Linked DNA regions of Homo sapiens: region 2 is linked to region 1. The links are chromatin loops, found by intact Hi-C in ENCODE. Cell type or tissue: PC-3. All regions are shown on one strand. Links, peaks and the distances in the headings refer to the core of each region. The heading gives the core; the rest is flanking DNA. Region 1 has its middle 16 kb from the start of SLC28A3-AS1. Region 2 overlaps KIF27 (kinesin family member 27).

Region 1 (10,537 bases), core at 1,234-9,233:
AAATGTTGGAATCTAATCCCTTGGATCTGATTTCCAGTTCACAGGGAATATAGAGATGGAAGAACAAGCTTAATAACTGAGGACCTGGGTGTGGTAGCTCCAGCCTGTGGTCCCAGCTACTTAGGAGGCTGGGGTGGGAAGATCATTTGAGTTTGGGAGGTGGAGGTTGCAGTGAGCCGAGACTGCACCACTGCACTCCAGCCTGGGTGACAGAGCAAGAAACAAAACAAACCAAACAGAAAACTTGTCTCAAAACAAAACAAAACAAACAACACCCCCCACCCCCAAAAAAACTGAACATCTAAGGAAGCAACAAGGCAAATAATTCCAGAGGCTGGGTCTTTAACTAGACAACTGGCCTAGACTCTTCAATCAGTGATGAGCAGTAAGAGACGAGTGTTCTAGATTTAAAGAGATTTTAAAAACATTACAACCAGATACAGCGTGTGGTCCTGGATTGGATGTGGTTTAGCTAAACTCCTAAAATAACAGATGTTTTGGGGACAATGGAGAAAATTGGAAAGGCATTAAATAAGAAGAAAATTGATTGACATGGAAAGATGACTGATTTTATATATGTATATATATATATACTTATAAGAGTATACCTGTATATGTATATATAAAATACATATATATGTACAGAGAGAAAGTGTGGGAGGATTTGCACATTGGGGTTAACTGTGGTAATCTTGGGGGAATAAGAATATGATGGTTTGATTTTCCTTTTTTTCTCATCAACACTTTCTAATTTTTTCTTTGTTTTTTGAGACAGAGTCTCGCTCTGTCGCCTAGGCTGGAGTGCAGTGGTGCAATCATGTCTTACTGTAGCCTCAACTTCCCGGGCTCAAGCAATCCTCCTGAGTAGCTGGGACTACAGATGTGTGCCACCATGTTTGGCTAATTTTTAAATTTTTTGTAGAGATGGGATCTCACTATATTGCCCAGGCTGATCTCAAACTCCTGGGCTTAAGTGATTCTCCCCCCTTCACCTCCCAAAGTGCTGGGATTGTAAGCATGAGCCACTGGGCCCAGTTAACATTTTCTAATTTTCTGATATTGAAAAGAGATTGCTTTCGTGATCACGAAAGATTCATTAAAAAAATATTTTTTAAAAGAAAAAAACCCAAAAAACAGGAAATACCTTTCCAGGCAGCAATAATGAAAAAGAGCCTTGAGGCGAGGTCAGCCCAGCTGCTAACAAAAGACGTGTGAACACCTCCTGCCAGGCCTAGGACTTACTAGGAAGACCCCAGCAGAGACCATAATTCCATAGCGTTGTAGCCCCACTTTTTTTCATTTTGAGGCGCAGGTGAACAATTTAAGATTTGTCACAATGTAATTGAATGTGCAGAGTGACTTCCCACTGATAGTGATTGCTGAAAAAGAGTAGGGGAGGGGATTGGGAGGGCGGTGCAGGTTTTCTGCTCAGGCCGATGCTGAGTCCTGGGTGGGAAGCACGGAGCAGGCCTCTTCTACGCGGGGTCTTGATAGCTCTGCTGATGACCGGGTAAACCCCATGGGGCCAGATTTTATCAGTGATGTATTTTCTTCACTGAGAAGAATATCATGTAAGAGGCAAATAAACGTCACACAGTTTTTGCAGACCCACCCAAACATAAAATGACATTTGTATGCTGAAATAATAACCAGAAATTTCTATGCTCTAACCAATGAGTCCTTTCTCCCAGGCAGATTAGAGACACTGGAGGATGAATCTGAATATTCAAATGAATGTCCACCCTGGTGTGTAGCAAGGGGGGAAGGGGCAGAACTGGCCAGGGGCTTCTCTGATCACGTTTTGATGATAAATGCAGGATAACGAAGAAATGAAAAGCAAAGAGAAGAACTAGAGGGGGAAAGAAGGCTCACTGCACAGTAACTTCAACCGTGATCGGCCGGGTCACATCTGCCCTGCGGGAGGGAGGTGAAAAGGCGGAGGGTACACTCTGTTCCTTAGTGAAATCGCTTAGGCACAAATCAGATCAGCTGGCCTGTCTGGCTGAGACCCAGGACCTAGAGGGACCAAATTGGCAGACCTGCTTTCCAATATGTAGGTAATCACATTATCATCATTGCTTGGGGTAAGACGGATGGTTTTTACAGAATAGCCCTGATTGTGAAAGGCTGTTTGTGGGTGTGTTTGGCAGAATATTTTATACCCTCAAGATGTGCAGTTTAAATTAGATGGTGAGAAAAACCTAAATGCATAAAAAATAGGACTATTAAGAGAGAAAACTGACGTTTGGCTCTTGTGAGGCTGTTTAACATCACATGCTCTAGGATCTCAATATCGATGTTCAGTATTGTCCATCTCAGCAGCAGGGTGATGTTAGATAACACGTTTGAACTGCTTTTTACCACTCTACTAAGTTTTTTTTTTTTTTTTTTTTTTTTTTGAGACAGTTTCACTCTTGTTGCCCAGGTTGGAGTGCAGTGGGGTGATCTTGGCTCACTGCAACCTCCGCCTCCCAGATTCAAGCGATTCTCCTGCCTCAGCCTCCCGAGTAGCTGGGATTACAGGCGCCTGCCACCATGCCTGGCTAATTTTTTGTATTGTTAGTAGAGATGGGGTTTCACCATGGTGGCCAGGCTGGTCTCGAACTCCTGACCTTGTGATCCACTTGCCTTGGCCTCCCAAAGTGCTGGGATTACAGGCATGAGCCACCGCACCTGGCCTCTATTAAGATATAAAGCTGTTAAATGGATTACCTTGAAAGACATGATTTTTGTACATTAAATATGGTCAAATAGCAGTAATTTCATATGATTTGATCTAATAATTGACCTTTCCTTTAGAAGAGCTTAGATGTGGGTTGAGAGACAGAAGAGTAGCTTATCAACAGACATAAAATTATTAAGAACTAGAATTAAGAGGCCTTTCTTTGAAGTCAGTAACACAAAGATTTGTTCATGCTCCTTAAGGTTTTTCCTTGACTGACTCCATGTGGGTGAATCTTTTTCTCTAGATGAAGCACACCGTCCAATGTTTAAGCCACAAGGGAAAATGAACCCAGTTACTATTTAATACATGCAACTCAGATTTATCCCAAAATATGATGATCTACCTTGACCCGCCACCTTTTTCCAAGAGTTGACACTGTAAGTTTTCTAGAAAAAACTCCACTCTCGCATGACCAAGATTTGTGTGTGTGATCAACATTTAGAAGAACGTGCTAAAGAAGACACTGAAGACAATTCCCAAACAAGAGTTAATATCTGAGCTGCGGCAGCATCCTTGCCACAAAAACGCAGCTCCCCAAGCAACACAGGGCTCACTTAGATGTGTAAGCTCTGGTTGTGTTTCTTTTAAAATCAGTCGCATTACTTTATAGTCACATCTTGTGAGAGAGGGCTCAGGGTCTCCAGCATCCCTGGAGAGGCATCTTCTTCCTTCTGCTTGAATTTTCCTCAATCTTCTATCCCGTTTGAATGGCTGTGACCTGTTAGGGATTTTATTTGATTTTTAGGGCTTTACTATTGTATTCATCTTGATGCTCCTCAGATAGTGTTTGTCCTAATCATTGTTTCTAGTACAAAGCCAAGTTGAACTGCTGGAATTATGGAGCAAAATACTGAACTGATATTTTCTTCCTTGTTATTGGCTTGCTGTTCTACAGGCTAAAGGAAAGTCATGACTTTCCAGGCACAGTTAAATAAATGGTCATAGTTAGTCCAAACTATCTTGAGAGATGACCAAAGTTTGGGTCTCAGTTCTGACCTAACTTGCTGTGTCATATTTGGCAAATTTATTAACCTCTGGCAACACCAGTTTCTTTCTTAAGAAAATGAAAGATTGAAATAGATAATCTCCCAGTTATTGTCTGATTCTAAAATAATACAAGTCTATATAAAACCTTGTATAAAGTTAGGCTGTTATTTAAATTATTGTATCATCCTTTAGACATTCACTTTTATGGAGAGGAAAAGAGAGAAGGTAGCTCAGAAATAGGTTGGTAGGAAAATTCAGGTTTTAAAAATGGTTGGTGGCATTTGAGTTGTATAGAAATAATTTAGATTTGAGTATTTTTTGAACATATAGTCTTTTTTTTTTTTTTTAAAGACAGGGTCTTACTGTGTCACCCAGGCTGGAGAGCAGTGGTGAGATCATGGCTCACTGCAGCCTAAACCTCCTAGGCTCAAGTGATCTTCCTGCACCAGCCTCCGGAGTCACTAGGACTATAGGCACATGCCACCATGCCCAGCTATTTTTTTTATTTTTTGTAGAGACGAGGTCTCACTGTGTTGCCCAGGCTGGTCTCAAACTCCTGGGCTCAAGTGATCCTCCTGTCTTGGCCTCCCAAAGTGCTGAGATTATAGGCATGAACCACTGTGCCTGGCTAGATATATTCATCTTTGTAGGAAAACATTATAATAGGAGAGCTCCAGGAATTCTGGAGGATTGCTTCTGACACCCAAAGCTTCTCACTTTTTTTAGTACATTTGAAAATTGGAATTCATGCAAAAAGAGTTAGTCATTTATATTGGAATAAGTTCACGGTCACCTTGAAGTTTCTTTTTGTACATGGAGGATGACGTGCCTGTTTTACTGTCTTGTCTAAGAGCTGAGCAATTAGGCAGAAGAATGGCATTTACGGAATTTTTGGCATTAGATTTCGGGCTGATATTGATTGGAATATTTCAAGTTGTCATCTTGAGCTTCAGGCGTCAATCAGTGCCCTAGCCTGGGCGGGAACAAGGAGATTGCTCCAGGAAGTTTGGGCTTGAGCATGCTCGCTGGTGACATCCTGCCACCTTGTGGCCAGCTCTGGACTTCAGCATTAGGCCTCGTCCCCTAAGTGGCCAGGCTGCTTTCCGCTGTGCCCAAGCTGCAAAAGCAATCTGTGACAATCATTTCCAGGCTTCTGGATTGACAGCACGATTCTATGGGTTCTATTCATTATTTATAGATTCTTCTATTGATCATAAAATATTTGTGTTGCACCCCTGTCCCAAAGGAGTTTCCATATTCCTTTTATTCTTTAAGAGCGCTCGCGTAGCTGATAGGACAGCAGAAATGGAAAAAGGTTAAGTGTTGGAAATGTCAATCTTGATTCTGCTCTGAAATTGATTCTTGCTTCAGGCAAGCCCCAGATCTGGATCCCAGGTTCTTCCTGGTTCTGCAGATTAAACTACTCATCCCTGGGAAGAGCACTGAACCCATCCTCCACTAATGGAGCATTTTACTAGTGTGATCGCATTTCACACCGTCTGTCTGTGGTAGACATTTTTGTCTTCATTTTGTAAGTTTACTGAGGTTCCGAGACACTGAGTAACTTGTCCAAGGCCACACAGGTGATAAACAGTAGAACTGAGACCCAAACCTAAGTAACCTGACACACTCTTAACCCCTTTGCCCTGTGTCTGTGAAATGAAGTAAAAACACCTTACTACACACACACGGCAGGTGTAAGATCAAAGGAGATAAAAATGCAAATGAAAGCATTTCATAATGAAAAATATCTATCCACATGTTGGTTGACTTTTAAAATGCCCATTATTACTATTGTTATGCATGCTGTCGAGATTATTGTTAATGGCAGGCCAAAATTTTCTGTTTCATAAGTGGAAGAGTGAGTCCTCAGAGGGAAATATTCAAAATTGATTAAAAGGTTATTTGCAGTTGCTATTAATGATGTTCTCTAATCCTCTCATTTTCCCATTTGCTGCCCAGTTTCGAATGAAGCTGATCCTAATTAGAGATTCCATTTGTAGGAAAAATAACTTGTGTGTGCATTCAGTATGTAAATTAAAAGTGGCTTTTAGTAGTTAGGGAGATAATAACTAAACCAGTGTGATAAACTTCTGAGATTTTCGCCTGTGGCTGCCCAGGTGAATTGAGCAGTTAATTTAGATTAAAGATGAGAAAAGATGCTCAGCCATTCTTACTGGGGGATAAAGAGGACTTCATTTTGTGTTCTGTTCGGGTGGGACTAGAATTATTCGGAATGACTGGCTATCCTGAAGATATCCACGCACCCCTCTACTTCACCGATGTAGGTACAGTATTTGCATCATGAAAATAGGTAATGCTTAAGGTAAAACAAACAAACAAAAATTAGCGTAGACTTCTTTTTCTCAAAGCCAGTGTTGGGTTATAGGAAAGAATATATTAGCAAAACCTAGTCATAAGTTATAAAGGAACCATGTTGGATGCAAAGTGTGTAATTGTCTGCCATAGGTGGTGCAAATTCACCACTCATTCCCCACACAGTATGTTCATACGTCATCCCTTTAACAGGTTAAGGCAAGGAAGAGAACCAGGTTTGACCAGCGAATCTTTGTGGCAGGATCCTCCTTGAAATGCCCTAGAATCGATGGAGCAAATATGAGGATCTATATCAGCAAGCATCTCACTTAAGTGCTTAAATTTGCTGAAAATGTATCCCGTGGCTTCAGGGATGCCTGTCACTGCCTCTGGGTTGGGATCCATTCTGGTTTCCTTTATGAGACATAAATTGCTGATGCTTGCCACTTTGTATTCACAGTTGAGGTGCATGAATCCTAAGTTAAATATTTATATTTTTTGTTTCCTATGCCTTATGTATCTGAGTTTTGTTCATATCTACCTGTATTTTATATTTAGAAATATGCAGACAGTAGAAGTAAAATATCACACATTGAGTTTCTCCTCCTCCTACATGCATGTGCGTGCAAAGACACATGCTTTTATTTTTATTTATTTATTTTTTTGAGACAGAGTCTCACTCTCTTGCCTAGACTGGAGTGCAGTGGCAGGATCTCAGCTCATTCCAACCTCCACCTTCTGGGTTCAAGTGATTCTCCTGCCTCAGCCTCCTGAGTAGCTGGGATTACAGGCGCCCGCCACCATGCCCAGCTAATTATTGTATTTTTGGTAGAGAAGAGTTTTCACTATGTTGGCCAGGCTGGTCTCGAACTCCCAACCTCAGGTGATTTGCCCGCCTCGGCCTCCCAAAGTGCTGGGATTACAGGCATGAGCCACCGTGCCTAGCCTACATGGCTTTTAATACGTTTAAAATAACCTAGAAAATTTAAATGTAAGTAACATTGAATGTATTAAAGGAGAAAATAAGCCAAAAATGGAAAAGTTGAATGGGGTACCCTTTGTGGAAGGGAGGACATGGCTATTCTATCCTTTTCTCGTTGGTGATGCTGGTACTGGAGCTGGTGGTAGACAACACTGATGTGGGTTGATTCTATAACAATTTGGCTTCTTAAGCCACTTTCTTATCCTCCCACCAGTTACCTGTGTAAGTCACTGCCTAGCTAGTGTTTGCAAGGGATGAAGAAAGAAAGAATTCAATTTAGTGTAGCACATGAACAGCTACACGGGGCGATTTCAAATCATCTTCACTTTGATTCTCCTGACCTATACTGAAGAACATCACGAAACACGTTGTTTCTACTATAAGGAAGTAGTTTCAGTTGTTGTTAATTACATTAAATGATAGATGCCCTCTTTATAAAAATTCAGAATAAATTTGTTTGTTTTTAACATCAGGAATAGTAGTATTTCTTTTGAGAAATTTAAAAAATAAGCATATGATCCCAAGAGCTGTGTTCTTAAAAGTTTTAAGCCACGTCAACCACTAGAAGGCTTGAATCTAAATTTGCGACTCATTAATAGCAAATATATATGGTTTTTATGGTATATATTTTTGTGTTGTTTATTTCTTACTCTATTATATGTTGCCATTTTCTTTTTTTGTCTCACTTGCATTAGTAGTGAGGATTAAGCTTGGCTGTGGGGAATGGAAAACACAAAATACCAGTAGCTTAAATAAGAGAGAAGCTTCTTTTTCTCTCTGAGTAGGTGGTCCAAGTTTAGAATGGCAGCTCCAGAATTATTAGGAACCCAGACCTCTTATGTGTTGCACTGCCGTCCTCAACACCCAGCTTTCAACTCATGGTACAAGATGGGCTGCTGTGGCTCCAGCTATCATGTCCAACATCCAGCCAGCAGGAAGGAGAATGGGAGAGAAGAGGGACACAATTAAACCTTCTTTTAAGGGATGCTCTCTAGAAGTTGCGCATGCAACTGACATTTACATCCCATTGACCAGACCTTAGTCACCTGAGTACACCTAGCTATGAGAACAGCTGGGAAAGGTGGGCAACCATGTATTTTGGCTGAAAATGAGCAGTCTCAATACTGCAGAGGAAATGGAGATGGGCTATTAGGAGACAAGTAGCAGGCTGTGCTACATCAATTTGTAATTCAGATTATTTTATGGGTCTTTGCAAATCACTTTAAGTTCTGTCCACACTGGGGAAAGGGTGGTTATAAGTAAATGAATGAATAAATAAGTTTAAATTCCTTAGGAGGAGGATGGATCCTGTTACTCCTTCTGTTTAACGTGAGTCTGCAGAATCTCAGAACAGGCTCTCTGATGCAATGGAATTATTTAACAGTTTCTGTAGATCACAATTTGAGATGCCCAGATCACTTGCTCTCCAAAAAGACACTAGCGGTGAGCTTGAGCTACTTTCTTTATCTCTGAAAGTGCCAGTGAGCTTGAGCTACTTTCTTTAGCTCTGAAACTCTAATGAGCAATATACATCCACCTGAGCTGAATCTGCAGGTGAAGATAAACTTTCCTTGGTTTGAAGTACATTTTTGTCAATATAATATTTTAACACTGCCTCTCTCATCTAATCAGGCTGGCAGTCATGTAAGTCTTTGACTTAAAAAGGGGGAAAATGATTTCTTTTTTCTTTTTTTTTTTGAGATGGAGTTTCCCTCTTGTTGCCCAGGCTGGAGTGCAATGGTGCTATCTCGGCTCACTGCAATCTTTGCCTCCTGGGTTCAAGCGATTCTCCTGCCTCAGCCTCCCAAGTACCTGGGATTACAGGCATGCGCCACCACACCCGGCTAATTTTGTATTTTTAGTAGAGATGGAGTTTCTCCACGTTGGTCAGGTTGGTCTCGAACTCCCAACCTCAGGTGATCCGCCTGCCCCAGCCTCCCAAAGTGCTGGGATTACAGGCTTGAGCCACCGTGCCCGGCCGATTTCTCCAATACACACATTTTGTTTGGCAGACAAACACCTCTCAAAGAATGGGACTCTTAAGGTGCCTTGGAGATGGAGGGACATGACAAAAAGGATATGGGGCAGTGAAAAGTTTGGATGCTACTGGCTAGAGTTGTTTTGCTCTGAGATTTTAAAGTTAGATAGCTAGACTAGAGCAGTACTTGTCAAACATCAGTTTGCCTAGGGATGTAGTTAAAACTGCAGATGCCTGGGCTCCACACCCCAGATATTCTTCTGATTTAACAGATGGCTTGGGAACAGCGTTTTGACAAATATTGAACTAGCGGATGCTGATTGCCCAAAGTTGAACAACATTTCAAAATGGAGTAAATTAAACCTTCCTTTGAAAAAGAATATGAACAAGTCATTAAAAAATACAGGGTTTGGTTTAGATACTTTATTTGTCTAGGATGCTGAAATGTCCGGCATTTCTGTTCTCCCCGCACAATCTCTTATGAAGCTGGGCCCACAGACCCATTGCACACAACTGAATGTGAACTTACAGGTTAATGATTTGATGAGGGGCTCTTAGCACTCTCTGGCAGCTCTGGTCACCTGATATGCCAGGCACCAATGGGCATGGAGAAAACATCCTTAGTTTTCTTCTCTCCATGGCAACCAGTGCATCCTGATCCCTGTCTGTCAGTTTCCAGGCTAGCGACTCTACGTTCACCTGTGTCATAGCAACAGGAGAAAACTGCAGTTGACTTTCGCTTTCCAAATGTCTTGGAAACAGGGCTTTCAATTCTAAACCCCAACTTCCACTCTACGGTTTCCTGGTACGAAGCTGTTTGGACTCTGGGAGTTGGTGGCTTGAGAGAAACAGGAAGGGAGGGGAGATTCTGGGACATTAGTATATTCATGGCAGGTGTGTGTAAATTGGAGCTGTCAGTTTGACCAGCAGGAAATAGAAAGTATGAATCTTAGGGGAAGGGAGTGAATCACATTCACAAAGACAGCTTGAAAAATTGGCCAGGAGGCAAATGACAAGTTCTCCACTCTATATGAAATATCAAGATTAAAGGAAAATCAATTATCCTTTACCTTTGAGCGTTTTTGGGGGTTATGGTGAAATTAGGACTAGAGGGAGTAAGCAATGGTAGCCTTTAATTTTTCCTAATATTTTACTATAACAAATTTCAAACATACGGCAAATTCGAAGGAGTTTTATTGTGTAAATTTAGATTCTATCATTAACATTTTACCTGATTTATCACTTATTGTTTATCGTTGTTGTATATTCCTCTATCCTTCTATCGATACACCTTAGTTTTGGAAGTAGTTTTGATTTTAGTATTCTGATTATTCTTTCTTTCTTTCCTGTTTTAGTGTTTATTACCCTCCTTTTGTCTTCATCCACCCAAAACCATCATCTTTAATGATTACAACAAAGAACATGATAATGATAACAAAAATTTGTTAAAGCTACATTTGCTGAACATATACTATATGACAAGCACAGTACTAGCTACTTTTCTTATATTATTATCTCAATATTTTTCAGAATAGGAGGAGATATAATT
Region 2 (10,276 bases), core at 2,277-10,276, 420 kb before region 1:
TAAGTGTGGCGTGGGGTCCAAGGAATGGTTCGTTTAAAAATAAGGCAGACCACGTAACTTTTTTTTTTTTGAGACGGAGTCTCCCTCTGTTGCCCAGGCTGGAGTGCAATGGCGCGATCTCGGCTCACTGCAACCTCTGCCTCACGAGTACAAGCAATTCTCCTGCCTCAGCCTTCCGAGTAGCTGGAACTATAGGTGTGCCACCACACTCGGTTAATTTTGTATTTTTAGTAGAGATGGGGTTTCATCATGGCCAGGCTGGTCTTGAACTCCTGACCTCGTGATCCACCTGCCTCAGCCTCCCAAAGTGCTGGGATTACAGGCATGAGCCACCGTGCCTGGCCGATCACATAACTTCTTTTTTTTTAATTTAATTTTATTTTATTATTATTATACTTTAAGTTTTAGGGTACATGTGCACAATGTGCAGGTTAGTTACATATGTATACATGTGCCATGCTGGTGTGCTGCACCCATTAACTCGTCATTTAGCATTAGGTGTATCTCCTAATGCTATCCCTCCCCCCTCCCCCCACCCCACAACAGTCCCGAGTGTGATGTTCCCCTTCCTGTGTCCATGTGTTCTCATTGTTCAATTCCCACCTATGAGTGAGAACATGCAGTGTTTGGTTTTTGTCCTTGTGATAGTTTACTGAGAATGATGATTTCCAGCTTCATCCATGTCCCTACAAAGGACATGAACTCATCATTTTTTATGGCTGCATAGTATTCCATGGTGTATATGTGCCACATTTTCTTAATCCAGTCTATCATTGTTGGACATTTGGGTTGGTTCCAAGTCTTTGCTATTGTGAATAGTGCCGCAATAAACATACGTGTGCATGCGCTCACATAACTTCTAACAATATTTACCACATTGGACTTGAAAAATTATACCTTGCTTTATATAAGTACTGTAGTAAGCTTGAAAACACAATAATACAGTATACAAATAAGGTTTTAAAATAATTCCTTTTCTACTTTAGTTATATAATTATTAATAGATAGTTTTAAATTTCCAAGAATCATTAAGTATACATTTTTAAAAAATATTTAATTTTCTATTCTTTTCTGTTGTGAATGGTTTTGTTCCTTGGGCATATAGGGATCTTGCTCATTATAACAGACTATGAGATTGTTGTATTTTTCTCTTAAAGTACTGTAGATAACTCAATAGAGCTGTGTGTTACAATTAACCAGTAGAACATAATATCTAAGTCTTATTCAATATATTTGGGTTCAAATTACACTGTTAGCATTTCAAATAGTGCCAATTCTGTTGACTCACTGCAGAAATTCCTAGAAGGAAATATAAAAACAGACAAATGAGAACTATGCAAAATATCAAAAGCCATCATTATAATATCAACTTTTTCTGGGATTTCTTTTCATAATTTCCTTTGTTCTAATTACCTCCATGTTGGAGTCATGTTGGGGTCAACATGAAAGCCATTATAAAAATCAAACACTATTCCAGTGTTTGATGCTTTCTTTGTATGCAGTACATTCCAAGGAATGGAAGGAATCACAGCAGTCAACCTTGGTGTAGGCAATAAGGGGTGCATTGTTTACAGATAATTTAAAAACAACAAAACCTATGAAAACTCAGCCTGCTTTTATCAGCAGCAATGACAGTGATAAAATACTTCTCCTTATCGGGCAGAGGCTCCCCAGTACCCTACCCTTGGTGTACTTCTGCCAACATAAGCTCAAAAGTACTACATGCCCAATGCTTTTGAGATGCTTATTGCAAATGGATCTCATTCTCACCTTTATATTTTCAATTTCTGAAAATATAAATGTAGAAGAATATATTACCAGTGTTAATCAAGGCAGCCTATAATCTGTTACAACTTTAAATGTTTAAAATATACATAATGAATTTTTTTAAAAAGTCCAGTGAAGTTGAGAGAGGAATTGTGGACATAAGTAACTTTCTACCTGAACTTTCAAATACTGATACCCCAGTGCTTTAAAGTCACGAGTAGGTGCCTAAGGAAATAAGTGAAAGATCAAAATATGTCATACTTGCATTTAATGTATGAGAATTTGTTTTGACCACAGAACCGAACTCCCACTAAGGATTTCACTCCCTGATAGTCATTCCAAAACTTAGTATAAGACTTTTATTTTTTTCTATATAAGGAATTTAGTCTCAAATAAGCATTCCTCACTTTACTGGCCTAGACTGAACAAGGCAATGGCTAGTGGCAATCTAGTCCACAATTAATGAAGATCATATTTTTGCTGACTCCTTGGACCCTGGGTTCATGAAGATATGAAGAATTGAGGCAACGACAAAAAAATACATTAACAAAAAGAAAGCAAACATTAAAGCACAAAAGCACCTTCATCAATGTTCTCACCACCTGTGGTTCCCAACATAAAGAATTTTCCATTTCTGTTAGCTATAACACTCTAGAGTTAGGAAAGTAACTAGTACTTTACAAATATTTTTCCTTTCAAATGCTTTATTACAGTTAAGAGGAAAAAAGAACATAATGAACGAAAAAAAGAAAACCACAAACATTTTATATACATGCAAAAAGGCAATAAAGTGACAAAATGTTTAGAAAAAGCATGTGAAAAAGTAAAATCATTATTAGTATATGTAAAAAAATAATTTTACTTGCCTTGGGTAGGTGTCTAATTTTTTTCTTTCCTTTGTGAGAACACCGACTAAACTAGAATGACCAGAGGTTCATTTCCAGAATATATTATTCACGACGTTATTTATATGTGTGTTTGCATATGTGGCATGAAATGTCATATATATAAAGGATATATGTTTAACCAAAAGGAAGAAAAACACCATACCTTTGTTATTTAGAAATCAACTCACAATTGCATAGTCAAACCTAATCATTGTTGTTTTGATATAAATTTTCTTGCTTTATTAGTGAGTTGGCTTTGAGGAAATGTGTATTTCCACAGGTAAAACAAGTATGTGTTAATTTCTTGAGCAAGTAGGATTCCAGTATCAGAATACATTCTTAAATGAATTATTCCTAAATAACGCATAGCACATTACTTAATCTTATAAGGAACTTATTATTAGGATCTTCATTAATAAATATTTATTTATAAATATTGCTGTGCTTGCTAAGGGCACTGACCTTTGGCCATTATATATATCTATATCTATGTATATATACAAGTGTATCTATATATACATTATAGCTATATAATGATATATCATGATATAAAATATGATATGAAATAATATAAAGTGAAATAATGTAAAATGTATAACCTATATCTATATACAAGTATATATATAATACTATATATATACAAGTGTTTATATACAAGTATATATAATGGTAAAAGGTCAGTGCCTTCAACAAAGCACAGCAATAATATATTTAAATAAATATGTATTTATTAACAAAGATCCTAATTATAAGTTCCTTGTAAGATTATGTGCTATGCCTTAGTTAGAAATAATTAATTTACACATACTTGTTTTACTTATGGAAATACAAACACATTTCCTTATATACTTGTATATGTACAAGTGTATATACATATATATATATGAAATATATATAATAATGGCAAAAGGTCAGTGCATTTATACATATTTATAATGTGTATGTTTTACCTTTGGTTTGTATGATTTATATTTATATATAAATGTACATAAATTTATAAAAATGGAAGACTAGCTGGAAACCAGAATCTGACTTCAAACAGTTCCTGGTAAAAATAAAATTTCCCAGTTAAGTTTGTAAATTAGTTTTTTGAAATTTAGAAAATAGTATCTCATTGGACCAATATTTATAAATTGTTTCATTCCCAGGTAAGTCCACAGAAATCTATTTAATTTAAATAAATTTTAGTACCATGCTTAAGAGATATTTTCCTTTTTATAAGTTTGTTTTGTTTTGGTTTGTTTCCTAAAGGAACTGGTTTTTAGCAAGGAGACCAAGAAACTCTACTCCCTAGGGGCTAGCAATGAGAGAAAGGAAGCCTTAAGTCTTTGAGCACAGGGTGACAGTTTGGGTCCTATGTGAGATGATCAAATCCACAGCAACAGAGGAAAGGACAAAAGGAAAAGGTCTGTAGCAGCACTACATCAGAAAAAAATGGATTCAGCAAGGAAGTGGGTGACTCTGAGTAAGCATCCATGTCAGGATGGTTTTGCTACAGCCCCCAACAAAACATTAATTAGTTTAAGAAACTCAACTTCGGTTTACAAGTGTTTTGGAAAAGTAACAAAGAACAACATAAGTAACAAAATAATTCCTCAGGTCATTACAATGGATGTTTCCTATAACTGAAAAATATGGTTAAAAAGTACAAACTACATTTGGTGTGCAAACTGTTTAGTTCTTAATTCCAAACTAAATTGTACATTATATAGTAAAATTTTGACCAGAAAAACTTGGAGATTTTAGTAAAAATTTCATTGACATATTTACAGCCCCAGTGTAGTTTGGCCGGTGTGCAAAGCCTGACTAAGGAGGTTATAGAAAAAAATATCAGACTTAAGCCCATCAAATCATTAAAGATGCTTTGGCAAGACTTCAAGCTTTACAGACATACTCCATGTGACCAGAGATGTCATAACCAGTGTTCTTTCTCTTGAAATGTTAGAATGCTTTAGTTTTATTCTATAATTTCCGTGTTCCATGGAACAGCATTCATTTCTCCCAGTTTTAGTAACATAATGAGAGATATATTGAGTGTATAGAGCAGGAAAGACATGAAAACTTATATTGCATAATATTAGCAAACATAAAAGATAGCATTATAAATTTTTAAAAATCCAAAAAAATTCCAGAAACAGAACAGTGAGCATGTTTAAAAAGTCAGGACTGACCGTTTCTGTGAGTTCTGAGGACTGTAAATGAGCCTCAATCCATAAAGCTGAGAGGTTGTCTTAGCCCACATATGCAGCAGGTGACTCCCTCTGACAAAAGCAAGATTTAGCTGGATCTTTTAAAAAAAAAATATACTTGTATTTGAGAATAACAATAATATAGTTATATTGTAACATACTTTTATGATGTACATTTATATTATATAATAATACATACTTGATAGATATTTTAGTCTATTACTAGTTTTAATCTTCAAATATGCCTGGAAAAACATTTAAGCGTATTTATAAATATTTAAATGTTATCAAGTATTGGAAAACATGTTTGATTACTATGGGAATATAAACTAAAACTCCCCAAATATATATAGAAGATGTACACATCTATAGCATATAAAAGAATTAGGGATTCCTTCCTCCCCTTCTTCCTTTATTCTGAGGAAAGAGGTAGTGAACTTGAGCTTTAGTTTTTAACAGGTTAGAAAAAGGAATCTTTTTACATATCTACTAAAAGTTCTATTATTCAATGTCTAAGTTTTTAAGTCCCTTGGTTTCCTAGATACTTCGATGGAATCAGCAGCCATTGATCCAATGCCAACTCCAAGACTGGAACGTCGCAATGATAGTTCCAAGGCGGAAATTTGACGTAATTCTTTTCGACACAGTTTTACAGGTGTGACACCATGAAGTCGTCCCACATTTCCCACAACCTGAATTTGGGATGACAGTCGACTGTGAGATTTTGTAAACTGATTATCATCTGTTTCTGTTTTATTCTCATTACCTAACATATGCCCACTGGGGGGTGCTAAAGAACTATGAATTGGAGGTAATTCTGGGATATCTTCCCAGAGCTTTTGAGGATTTGGCTGTGTTCTTAAGCTGCTTGCTGAACTGTCCATTTCTCTTTCTCTTCCACTTAATTTCATACTTTCAGGTCTGGATGCCCATTTTAATTCTTCTGAAAGCATGCCTCCTCCTTCTGGCTTCAGGACTCCATCTCCAGCCTCTTGATCTAAAAATAATCCCCAAACCAAAAAATTAGATACTATTTCCTCAAAATTAGGTATTTTAATCAAAACATCTTAACATAAATACATTATTATCACCCAATATGCATAATGTTTTTCAACTTTTTTGTTAAATGACTTATTTTAGATGAACAGATGTGTGAATATGAATATTTTTATTTCACTTACAGGCATCTTGCATGTGAATAACTCACAACTTTAATTCATGGAACAAATTGAGAAATAGTCTTTTGGGGGTTTGGTACTCCCTGGAAACATAAGAGTGCTTTGGGCACCTCTGGTGCCTTTCCATGCCTGCCTTCTCTGCTGTTCTTGCTACTAGTGAATTCTAAATCATGGCCAAGTGATGCCAGCACTGGATAATATTGGCTCTGCCCCATATCTCGAGGGAAAACTCTAGGACTTGGCATTATATGTGTGGGAATCTGGCCTTGGTTGGCACTCCCAGCATGATAGCGGGGTTCTCCTGTCTGAATGTACTCTGGGGTGTGCGCCACAATTTCTGTCATCGAAATGGAGATGAGAGAATATGCCCTTGGTGGGGACACCCCACTGGAATTAGAGTGAAGAGATCAAAGCTAGAGGTTCTTAAATCAAAGAATATCTAATAGCAAAGACAAAAACTTGCTTAAGGGAAATGCATACAAGTACTAGACCTAATATGATGAAAAATGCCAACTTCAATATATTGATGCATGCTTAGTACACTTTCAGTCCTGCAAAGACAAAGTTTTTTGTTGTTTTTTTTTTGAGACGGAGTCTCGCTCTGTCGCCCAGGTTGGAGTGCAGTGGCGTGATCTCGGCTCACTGCAAGCTCCGCTTCCTGGGTTCACGCCATTCTCCTGCCTCAGCCTCCCTAGTAGCTGGGACTACAGGCACCCGCCACCACGCCCGGCGAATTTTTTGTATTTTTAGTAGAGATGGGGTTTCACCGTGTTAGCCAGGATGGTCTCGATCTCCTGACCTCAGGTGATCCGCCTGCCTTGGCCTCCCAAAGTGCTGGGATTACAGGCATGAGCCACCGCACCTGGCCCAGTCCTGCCAAGACAAAGTTTTAAAACACAGGTTGCACATTGGCAGCTCTCAAGCCAAATCTGGCCCATAGACATGTTTTGCTTGGCCTATAATGTTAGTAATACTTGACCCAAGATTTAAAATTTGAAAAGTTTCATATAAAAATATAGATTTACAGCTTTTCTAGAAAAACTATAAGAGTTAACAGTTTCTGAATTGCAATAGCAGCTGGAACACCGTTGCCACTGACCATTTAGATGACTGCTGCAGTCCCCACTGCTCACTCTGGTTCAGGTAGGCATTCTAGTTTGTAACCCCTGGTTTAAAACATAACTGACTCTCTAGTTTTTAAAAATCTCTCAAAATCAAATAACCTGAACTAGCAAATGATCTAGATCCTCGTACATGGAACTCATACTAAGTTGACCACAGACAGTGGCTCCCAAACTCTGCAGTACATCAGAGTCACTGGGAAGCTTTAAAAAATCCTGCTCCCTAGCTGGGTGCGGTGGTTTATGCCTGTAGCCCCAGCTACTTGAGAGGCTGAGGTGGGAGGATTGCTCAAGCACAGGAGTTTGAGGCTACAGTGAGCCATGAATGTACCACTACCGGTAGCTCCAGCCTGGGCAACACAGCAAGACCCCAACTCTAAAAAAAAAATCCTGCTCCCCAGGTGACAGTATCTGGGGGAAGGAGTAAGGCATCTTATTTTCAAAAGATCTTAAGGAAAGAGTCTCATTGTTGAGGCTCACTCCAAAGCCCACTTGGATTCTTCACAAGAAAGTTTCCCTCTTCCAGAATTTTATAATTGAGGGAACCGACTAGGGAAAGATTAATTTGCCCAAGGTCAAACAACTAGTAAAAGAAGTAAGGATTCCAACCCAGATCTTTTGACTCTATTATCCTTACATATAGTTTTATAGTGATTTAAATTGATACAAGGATAGGTTTAAATACAAGTAGAGAGAATGTAGGTTCATATAAAACTGATTTTATCCTCATGTTAGAAAACATATACACTGTAACAGAGGGAGGACCATCAAGTGACCAAGATATTTTAGTCAAAAGATGAATTTTTCTGCAATTTGAAAATGCCAAAAATATTCAAAGAAAATATAATTCTTGTAGGCAGTCTTCTATCAAAACCCACTGAACCACCGGGCACGGTGGCTCACGCCTGTAATTCCAGCACTTTGGGAGGCCAAGGCTGGTGGATCACCTGAGGTCAGGAGTTTGAGACCAGCCTGGCCGACATGGTCTCTACTAAAAATACAAAAAATTAGCCGGGCCTGATGGTGGCGCCTGTAATCCCAGCTACTGAGTAGGCTGAGGTAGGAGAATCGTTTGAACCTGGGAGGTGGAGGCTGCAGTGAGCTGAGATAGCACCACTGCACTCCAGCCTGGGTAACAAGAGTGAAACTCCATTCAAAAACAAAAAACAAACAAACAGAAAAAACACTGCAGCAAATACCAAGATAGTTATTAACTAGGATACTGATTATTAAGCATGTAAAACATTTTATGAAACTCAGAGTTTGATATAAATTGCTATATTTTATAATTCAAACAAACCTTGTTTCATGTCATTATATTAGAGTAGCATTATGAGACAGGATATAGTGTAAACTATATCCCCAATATAATTGCAACTGTATATTTTAAAGCATGGGCAAAATATGAAAAGAATTATGCTCAAATGTGGGTAGGATTATAACTGATTTGTTTTCTTCATTTTCAGATTTTTCTATAATGACTATACATTATTTTTATAGCCAAAAATAGAAGCATTTTAAATGTTTCTAGGTAGAATAGCAAATTAGCTGAAATAGTATCTCCAACGTTATTATCAAGACTAGACTCCTTGGGTAAACTGGTCAGAACAGTGTTGTTCTCATTTTACACCTCTCCAAGATTAACTATGTTTTAGATTTGTCTGTTTGTTTGGTTAAAGAGCAGGATGAAGATCCAGATTTCTTAAACCTGTATACCACCATACTACATTGTCATTTTAAAGAAATGTCTAGTAGACTCGGTGGCATAAACATGGGCCATTTACAAACTAGATGTCTAATATCAGATACCTCAAATTTGACAGTAGACTTTTTTTCAAAGCTAAAGTGGTCTTATGTTGACTATTTTGTTTCTTACTTGATACTTGTTTACTTTTTAATTTTTGGCAAGTAATGTTTCAAGTTAAAGTTTTAGCTATATATAGCAGACAGTATTTCAAGTAAATGAGTTACATCAGTAAACACCTCTGTATTACTATACTGAGAATCAGAAAGTGTAATCTCTTTGGCAGGATTCGTATGTTTGTATCACGTCTTTATCCTCAGGCAACTTTTATCTTGGAATACTGAACCAGCAGTCAGAAGATGAGGGACATTAGACTGTGTTATAGTTACTGTTCTGTCCTTAAGTCACTTGCCTTCTCTAAGCGTCAGTTGCCTCATCTGAAAATGGAGTTAGCAGACCCCAGCCTATCCTGAGTTTGAGGGCTAAAGGGAATTATTCTTGAAAATGTCTATACATGATAAATGTCACAAATATAAGTTAGCATTTTTTTTTTTTTGAGACAGAGTTTCGCTCTTGTTGCCCAGGTCGGGGTGCAATGTCGTGATCTCAGCTCACTGCAACCTCCGCCTCCCGGGTTCAAGCGATTCTCCTGCCTCAGCCTCCTGAGTAGCTGGGATTACAGGCATGCACCATCACACCTGGCTAATTTTGTATTTTTTAATAGAGACGGGGTTTCACCATGTTGGTCAGGTTGGTCTCGAACTCCTAACCTCCGGTGATCCACCCGCCTTGGCCTCCCAAAGTGCTGGGATTACAGGCATGAGCCACCGCACCTAGCCAATTCTACTTCTATTACATTTTCAGCATATATCACTTCATTGCTCCTCCATATTATTTTTCACTGGTCTTCTTACATCTTGTGTGCCCATCTTTAAGTAGTTTTCTTTCCAGGTAAAAAATACATGTGTGCCTAAAAGATTTTAAAGTCAACTTTTCATAAACCATACTTAAATTATCGAAGTTATTAGAATTATTAGAAATTATCAGCTAATTCTTTTATAAAATGTAGACTTTATTATTTTAGAAATATTGATTCCTCTCTATTCAGCTATCTTAAAGAGGGTATATTTTAATCATAGGAATATATTACCTTCATAGTATTTTTTATTTTTGCAAAGTATATTTTGTCATGTTATTTCATTTAGGAATGCACTAAATCTACATATCTACATATGATTATACAAGGAAACATCTTTGTCTCAAAAATAGGTTCTATTACATTTTTTAATTTCCAGGGTTCATGATATATAAAAATACCTGATTTATCTTAAAAATACAAACTTTTACTCTTACCTACCATACATCTTTTTTTGTGATAATCAGAAGGCTT

What was found. Hi-C counts contacts between places; a loop is a spot of excess contacts. Peaks named below come from ENCODE experiments on the same cell type or tissue, not always from the same donor. Only the 100,000 strongest peaks of a DNase experiment are listed, where the experiment ranks them.
Region 2: it touches region 1 in a loop (12-fold over the local background); 4 of 110 quality-filtered maps call a loop at or near these places.

Annotation. Positions count from the first base shown.
Region 1 is chr9:84,256,581-84,267,117 of GRCh38, forward strand. No RefSeq gene overlaps it. Among named protein-coding and RNA genes, the nearest start is that of SLC28A3-AS1, 16 kb to the right of the region's middle. RefSeq lists a silencer at 4,633-4,692. In PC-3, for the core only: CTCF peaks have their summits at 4,752 (motif pointing left) and 4,961; a DNase peak (open chromatin) is centred at 4,701; H3K27me3 peaks cover 472 bases.
Region 2 is chr9:83,831,646-83,841,921 of GRCh38, forward strand. It overlaps KIF27 (kinesin family member 27), which reads right to left. Exons shown (of 18, transcript NM_017576.4): 18 at 2,454-5,840. The coding sequence ends at 5,356. LOC101927552 (a long non-coding RNA gene) reads left to right here. Exons shown (of 6, transcript XR_001746793.2): 5 at 3,906-4,060; 6 at 5,385-5,938. Among named protein-coding and RNA genes, the nearest start is that of GKAP1, 19 kb to the left of the region's middle. In PC-3, for the core only: CTCF peaks have their summits at 5,578 (motif pointing right) and 5,787 (motif pointing left); no DNase peak of the experiment used is centred there.